2 separate regions of the Homo sapiens genome follow, and region 2 is linked to region 1. Evidence: chromatin loops called from intact Hi-C (ENCODE). Cell type or tissue: heart left ventricle. All regions are shown on one strand. Links, peaks and the distances in the headings refer to the core of each region. The heading gives the core; the rest is flanking DNA.

What was found. Peaks named below come from ENCODE experiments on the same cell type or tissue, not always from the same donor. Only the 100,000 strongest peaks of a DNase experiment are listed, where the experiment ranks them.
Region 2: it touches region 1 in a loop (2.1-fold over the local background); 2 of 110 quality-filtered maps call a loop at or near these places.

What each region holds. Positions count from the first base shown.
Region 1 is chr2:120,958,322-120,961,220 of GRCh38, forward strand. All of the region lies in intron 5 of GLI2 (GLI family zinc finger 2), which reads left to right. Among named protein-coding and RNA genes, the nearest start is that of GLI2, 220 kb to the left of the region's middle. RefSeq lists an enhancer at 1,584-2,083. In heart left ventricle, for the core only: a CTCF peak has its summit at 497 (motif pointing left); a DNase peak (open chromatin) is centred at 1,328.
Region 2 is chr2:120,818,959-120,821,857 of GRCh38, forward strand. All of the region lies in intron 2 of GLI2 (GLI family zinc finger 2), which reads left to right. Among named protein-coding and RNA genes, the nearest start is that of GLI2, 85 kb to the left of the region's middle. RefSeq lists an enhancer at 2,846-2,899. In heart left ventricle, for the core only: no CTCF peak of the experiment used is centred there; a DNase peak (open chromatin) is centred at 1,562; H3K4me3 peaks cover 620 bases.

The DNA of each region.
Region 1 (2,899 bases), core at 248-2,747:
CACTCACTCTTGCAGGATTCTGTATCTTCATTGTAGGCAGCTCTGTCCACCTGCTGCCTAAGCCCAGGCCCCAGGTTCTCCCAGACCTTTTCCTTGCCATCTCCCATCCATCCCATCCTGTCCCTCAGGCCTCCAAGAGTGGCGTGTCACCCCTCCCGGGCCAGACAGTGACATATCGCCCTCGTAGCACTGCTCCATGGCTGCTGCTCATCCAGCATCCCCATCTTTATCCTCTCCGCCATCCTGCGCTCAGCCCCTGCCACTTCTAGCCCCCTCAGGATAAAATCCAGACTTTAGAACCCCCGTCCAGAGGCCTTCCTCTCCAGCTCATCTCTCTCCACTGCACACTGGTCTTGCCATGCACTGCCCCACATGCAGGTCCCCAGATACCTCCCTGAGCTCATTCCTGCACAGAGTCCTGTGCACGGTGCGCTAGGCCTTCTCCTGAGACCCCACAAGAATCCAGCCCCAGGCCTTTCAAGCCACCAACTAGCTCCACTGCACTAGCGGGACCCAAGGCGCCCCCAACTGGAACTGGCTGGGACTTCTCCTTACGTATGGCCGATGGCCCGCCCTGTCAGGTCTGGGAGCACATCTGGCAAGGAGCAGGTCCTCTGTGTTTGTTGGGTGAGTGAGTGAATGAGTGAATGGCACTTAGAAAAGACCCTGGAATGGAAAGATGCGCTCCAGCTAAGGAAAGAAGCACTCGAGGAATGTAGCTGTTGGCTCACAGGGGACTGGAAGGGGCTGGGGAGCAACTTTGCCTTCCGGGCACTCAGCATTTGGCAGCCCCGGGGGCTGAGCATCTCTGGGAAGCAGCAGAGGAGTGCAGAGGTGAGCTCAGCAGTGGGCGCGAGAGCTCCCAGCCCTCCAGCAGCTGCTGGTTAACTCATCACACCCCACCCGCTGTGCCTTCTCCACCTCCGCCTTGGGAACACATCTGGCTTCAGGACATGGAGGTAACGGGGAAGCATCACCAGATTCCAGAGTCCACCTGAGGAGGGATATCAGTTTCTCCAGCTCCAGTATGGGGTGGGGGTGGGAGCATTTTTCTTATCCATGGATTTCAGGAGCAGATGCCTTCTTTCCCTTTGTTCCCAGTCAGTTACAATCCAAGAAAATCAGAGTAGTCCAGGATTATCTCCTATTTTTATTGCTACTTAATACATTTTTTCCAAAACCAGTTTCAACTAGAACCAGAACCTTCGCTTCACCTTTTAAAAATGCTTTCCGCACTTCCACTTAGCTCCGAGGCCTGTGTGGACGGTTACTCACGTATGTCTCTAAGAGACGCTGAACACAACACCTGGGCTCTCAGCCAGGCGGCTCGGGCTGGACCTGTCTGTGGGGTGTCCCCCGGCCCCTCCCCTCCCGTGAACCATGGGAGCTGGGGAGGTGTTTTCGGTGGGTGCCTGCTCCATGGGTCTGTGCCAGTCCCTCCCGGAAAGCTCCAGACCACACAGCAGAGAATGTGAATGAGCGTTTCCACTAGGTTTCTTTTTGCTCAAATCCTCACTGAGAAAATTGTGTGGGCCATCCCTGGCGCCAGCAGTGCAGCTCAGGAGACCTGTGGAAGGGGCCTGGCTCTCTCTGAGGAATGTGTGTTCACACCAGGAAGCCCCCATACACATCATCTTGAGCATGTGAGCTCTGTGCAGGCGCAGGGGGCCTGGAGAGCTCATGGACAGCCAAGGAGAACAGGCCTTCTCTCTCTGCCTTTCTCTGTCGTTGTGTCTCATGCACACACGCTGGTTGATTCGGCAGGTGTTTATTGGGCACCTTCTATTTACCAGGCTCGGTTCTAGGTCTAGGGACGCAACGCATCATGAGCAGCACACAAGCCCTGCCTTCCTGGTGCCTGAGCTCCAGCGCAGCCCTGTGTGAGTTCCTGGGCGGGACCAAGAATGCCTGTCCCGACCTGACGCCCCTCATACCCCAGCCTCCTTTCTCAGCACCTTCATTCATGGTCCCAGAGGAGGGAGCACTGTAGGGGAGAGAACTTTCCAGAGGTTTTGAATGTCCAGCCAAGGCATGGAGAGGGCTCTGCCAGGCAAGAGGGCGAGCAGGGAGAGGTGGGTGGGAACTCCATGTGGGTCCTCATCCTGCAGGGCCTTGTCCCCAGTACACCGGTTTGCAAACCACCAGCCCAGTTTTTACCTTAGCTGAGTGCCACCTGCACAATTGTGTATTTAGTAATATTTTTTAACAGACTCACCTTTTGGGGTTAAATAAATGGTTCTTCAAATGGAACTTTGTATTTTTTCTGAAATGGAAAACCTAATCCCTGTCTGAAGAGGATGTTCCTGTCTCTGTCTCCATCAAACCTAAAGTAACCTCATCTGGGCCATGTGTGGCCCTACATTTGGGAACACACTGCAGTGGTGGAAGAAAGGCCAGAAGCTAGAGAGGCCTCTACGGGGCTCTTGTGGGATTGGAAAGCCAAGCCCTGCGTTCCTCCCAGGGCACTGAGGCCAGGGTGCCGGCAGGACAGAGGGATTTCCCAGGCTCTGATGAAAACCCACCCTCCCTGGTCTCCCAGTGGTGGGTGAAGGCCCATTTCCTCTTGTTTTTAAAGGGGTCCTGATTTACAGCAGGAAGACAGGAGCGCTGCTGTGTGGGAAGGTGATAGAGAACCAGTCAGGGAACCGAGGTCATCATTCTGCTGAGCGGCTCCCTGGAGAGCGGAGAATTCACTGGTTGTCACCCGGGCCCTAAAATGGAATTTTCTCATGTTATGCTGTTGAATATTGGTGATTTAACGACAGAACAGCCACCCCCTCCCCCTCCACCACATTGAGAAGATTGAGATGTTTCCGACTGAAATGTTGTCTGTTTACTGCTCATACTGCCTCCAAGCCATGCATTTTATTGTCATATTGACACTAATTTGGCTCGGATG
Region 2 (2,899 bases), core at 186-2,685, 140 kb before region 1:
ACGTGCTGGGAAACATATCATTTTGTTAGAATAGTTTCTAAGCCAAGAATCCAGACGCACTGAATAAGGGCCTAGGGGGCTTTTATCATACACTCTTAGTGCAAAGCCTCTGAGATGTAGGTTTAGGGGCTCAGGGGCTTCTTGGCTCTTGTTGGGTTCCTGGCTGCAGCTGGTAGAGTTGCCTTTTAGGAGTGAGTGACCTCCAGATGGGTGAGGTTTGTGTTGCACTTTAAAAGTACTGATAGTAGATATTCAGAGTGACAGAGTGCCACTAATAGAGATTTTTTTTTTTTTTTTTTTTGAGATGGAGTCACTCTGTTGTCCAAGCTGGAGTGCAATGGTGTGATCTTGGCTCACTGCAACCTCCGCCTCCCAGGTTCAGGCAATTTTCCTGCCTCAGCCTCCCAAGTAGCTGAGATTACAGGCGTCTGCCACCATGCCTGGCTATTTTTAATATTTTTAGTAGAGACGGGGTTTTGCCATGTTGACCAGGCTGGTCTCGAACTCCTGACCTCAGGTGATCTGCCCGCCTCAGCCTCCTAAAGTGCTGGGATTGCAGGCGTGAGTCACTGCACCCCACCGGTTTTTGTATTTTCTATCCACCCTCGTTTTTAATCTTCCTTTGCCATTCCTCCTTTAGCAGCTGAAAGCCAATGGCAGGCACAGAGAATTCTATAACCTGAGCCTTGTTCTCAAGAACCAGAAATCTGAAGGACTTTGCCACAGGCAGTTTATTCATCTGCTTGCAGGCATTTACCAGTTACTGTGCCAGTCCGTTATGCTGGGGCAAATACCCCACTGGCCAAGCCCCCAGGGAGCTCACCAGCTAAGAAGAAGGACTGATCAGTGCAAGGACAGCATCTTAGTGTGGTAACGACTCCAAGAGAAGTCATTTCCAGATACTTCATCCTGCTGCTGGGGGAAGAGAGGCAGGGAAGACTTCTTGGAGGAGGCCAGACCCAGCCTGAGCTGGGTCTTGAGGGATGAATACGGGTTCACTAGGCAGAAAAGTGGGGCCCAGAGAACAGAATACGAGCACAGGCAGCAGGATGGCCAGCCGCCAAGGCCATGGGAACCTGGGGAAGGTTGGCTGCTTTGCTGGAGGAAACCTCCAGCAGCATCTACTGAGGCATCCACCCTTAGAAAGACTGAGGCTGATGAAGGCAAGTGAAGGAAAGGTCCAGGCTGGTCCCTTTTGCCCTCTGTCTGGTTTTCTCTGAGCTAAGATAGTTCTCTCTGGCTCCCTTAAAATCAGGACAGTGGAGCGAAGGTGGGTTTGGGGGCCAATTTCTCCTCCTCTCAGCCATCCCAGGCTTTGCTTTCTTGCCGAGTCTAAACTCTCAGCTGTCGCCCTCGTATTTGCTCAGGGGCCCCTGTTAGGGGGACTGTGCACTTTCATCCAGCTGGACGCCGGAGTTCCCTGGAAGCCGAGAGGGTTAAATCACCAAGCCAGCTGGTGAGCATTAGTTCCCCCCTCTCCAGGCAGTAACGTCAGAGGCTGATGCTGGCGGCAAAGAAGCTGGTGGCAGGAGGAGGCGGAGAGCTGCCTTGAGGCACTCCGGGGGTGGGCTCCTGGCCTGGGACCCTGCCCCAGCAACCCCCAGGTAGGCTGGCTGTGGATGTGTGGGCTCCGGACACCCTGCGGGGACGGCTGCTGTCCACGCCAGTGTGTGGACGTGTGTGCACACCCTGTGTGTCTGTGTTTCTTCTCTTTGTGAGAGTTAGCCTTCTGCTGTGGCAAAAACTTCAGTGGAGAAGGAAAGAGTGAGCGCTGGAGAGGGTAGCTTTTTTTCTAGTGGGAAGGGGACTGACTTCTTTAAACAAACACTCAAGTGTTCCAGTGGCCACGGAGCAGGCAGATGTGGGCCACACTGCATCTTCCAGGGTTTCTCTATGCCACTTGGGGTGCAGTCTTGAGTGGCCAGAGGAGCAGTTTGCTGAGGTGGCTTAAGAACATGTTTTCTCATCTGTCTGTGACCAGGAGGCGTTTCGAAGGGCTTGCCATGTGCCGACTCAGTAACTAGTGTGTGGCCTCCCGGTGGTTTCAGATGCCTTGCCAAGGCCGACCCACCCACCTCCTCGAGGAAATGCAAAAAGTGTTTTCAGGGCCCAGAACACTAAGCCTGGGATGATCTGCTCCTCCCTGACTGGCAGCCTGTCTTGCGTGGGCGGCTGAGCTCGCAGCCACCAGGACCTGATGGGGACAGTGTTTCCTGGGGCCTCTGTACGGGGGAGGTTCTCTCGAGTTGCAAAGGTGCAGATGCGCCAGGAGGGTTCTTGGCCCCTAGGCTTCATGGATAGAGTTTACTAGGACAAGCAAAGGCCTGGTGTGCGATCTGTTTTCCTATTTGACTGGATGTTGGGAGAAAAATGTCCAAATTAGGGATGGGCCCATGGCTCAGCTGAGCAGAACACTGGGTGAACTTCTACTGTGAAAGAAATAGCAGATCCGGCGGACATTTATGGGCGACAGAGAAGGGTAGCTCAGCATTGAGGAGGGAGTTTGGTCTCATTCTGGCCGAGACTGTCAAATCCTCGGATGGGCTTGTAAACCAGCTCCTGGCCTAGCCTCATCAAACGTGAGGATGAGGAAGAGAGAGCCTGGTGGGCCCTGGGGAGGGGACCTGCACTCTCAGTGGGACACCTGGTGACCAGTAAGCCTGGTCCACTGCCCTTCCTCACCCTCTCGTCTTTCTAATAAACAGAGGGGAGGTGCCTGTGCATAGACTTGGGGACTATTACATTGACTCAGAAAGACCCTCTTTTCCCTTTTGCCCCAACCAGTGCTTTACGAGGTTGCCTAAGCCTGTGCTGCGACCCCCAGAGGCAGGTGCAACCCCATTTTACAGATGGGGATGCTGAGGCTCTTCACCAGGGCCGCCCAGCTGGATGGCAGTGG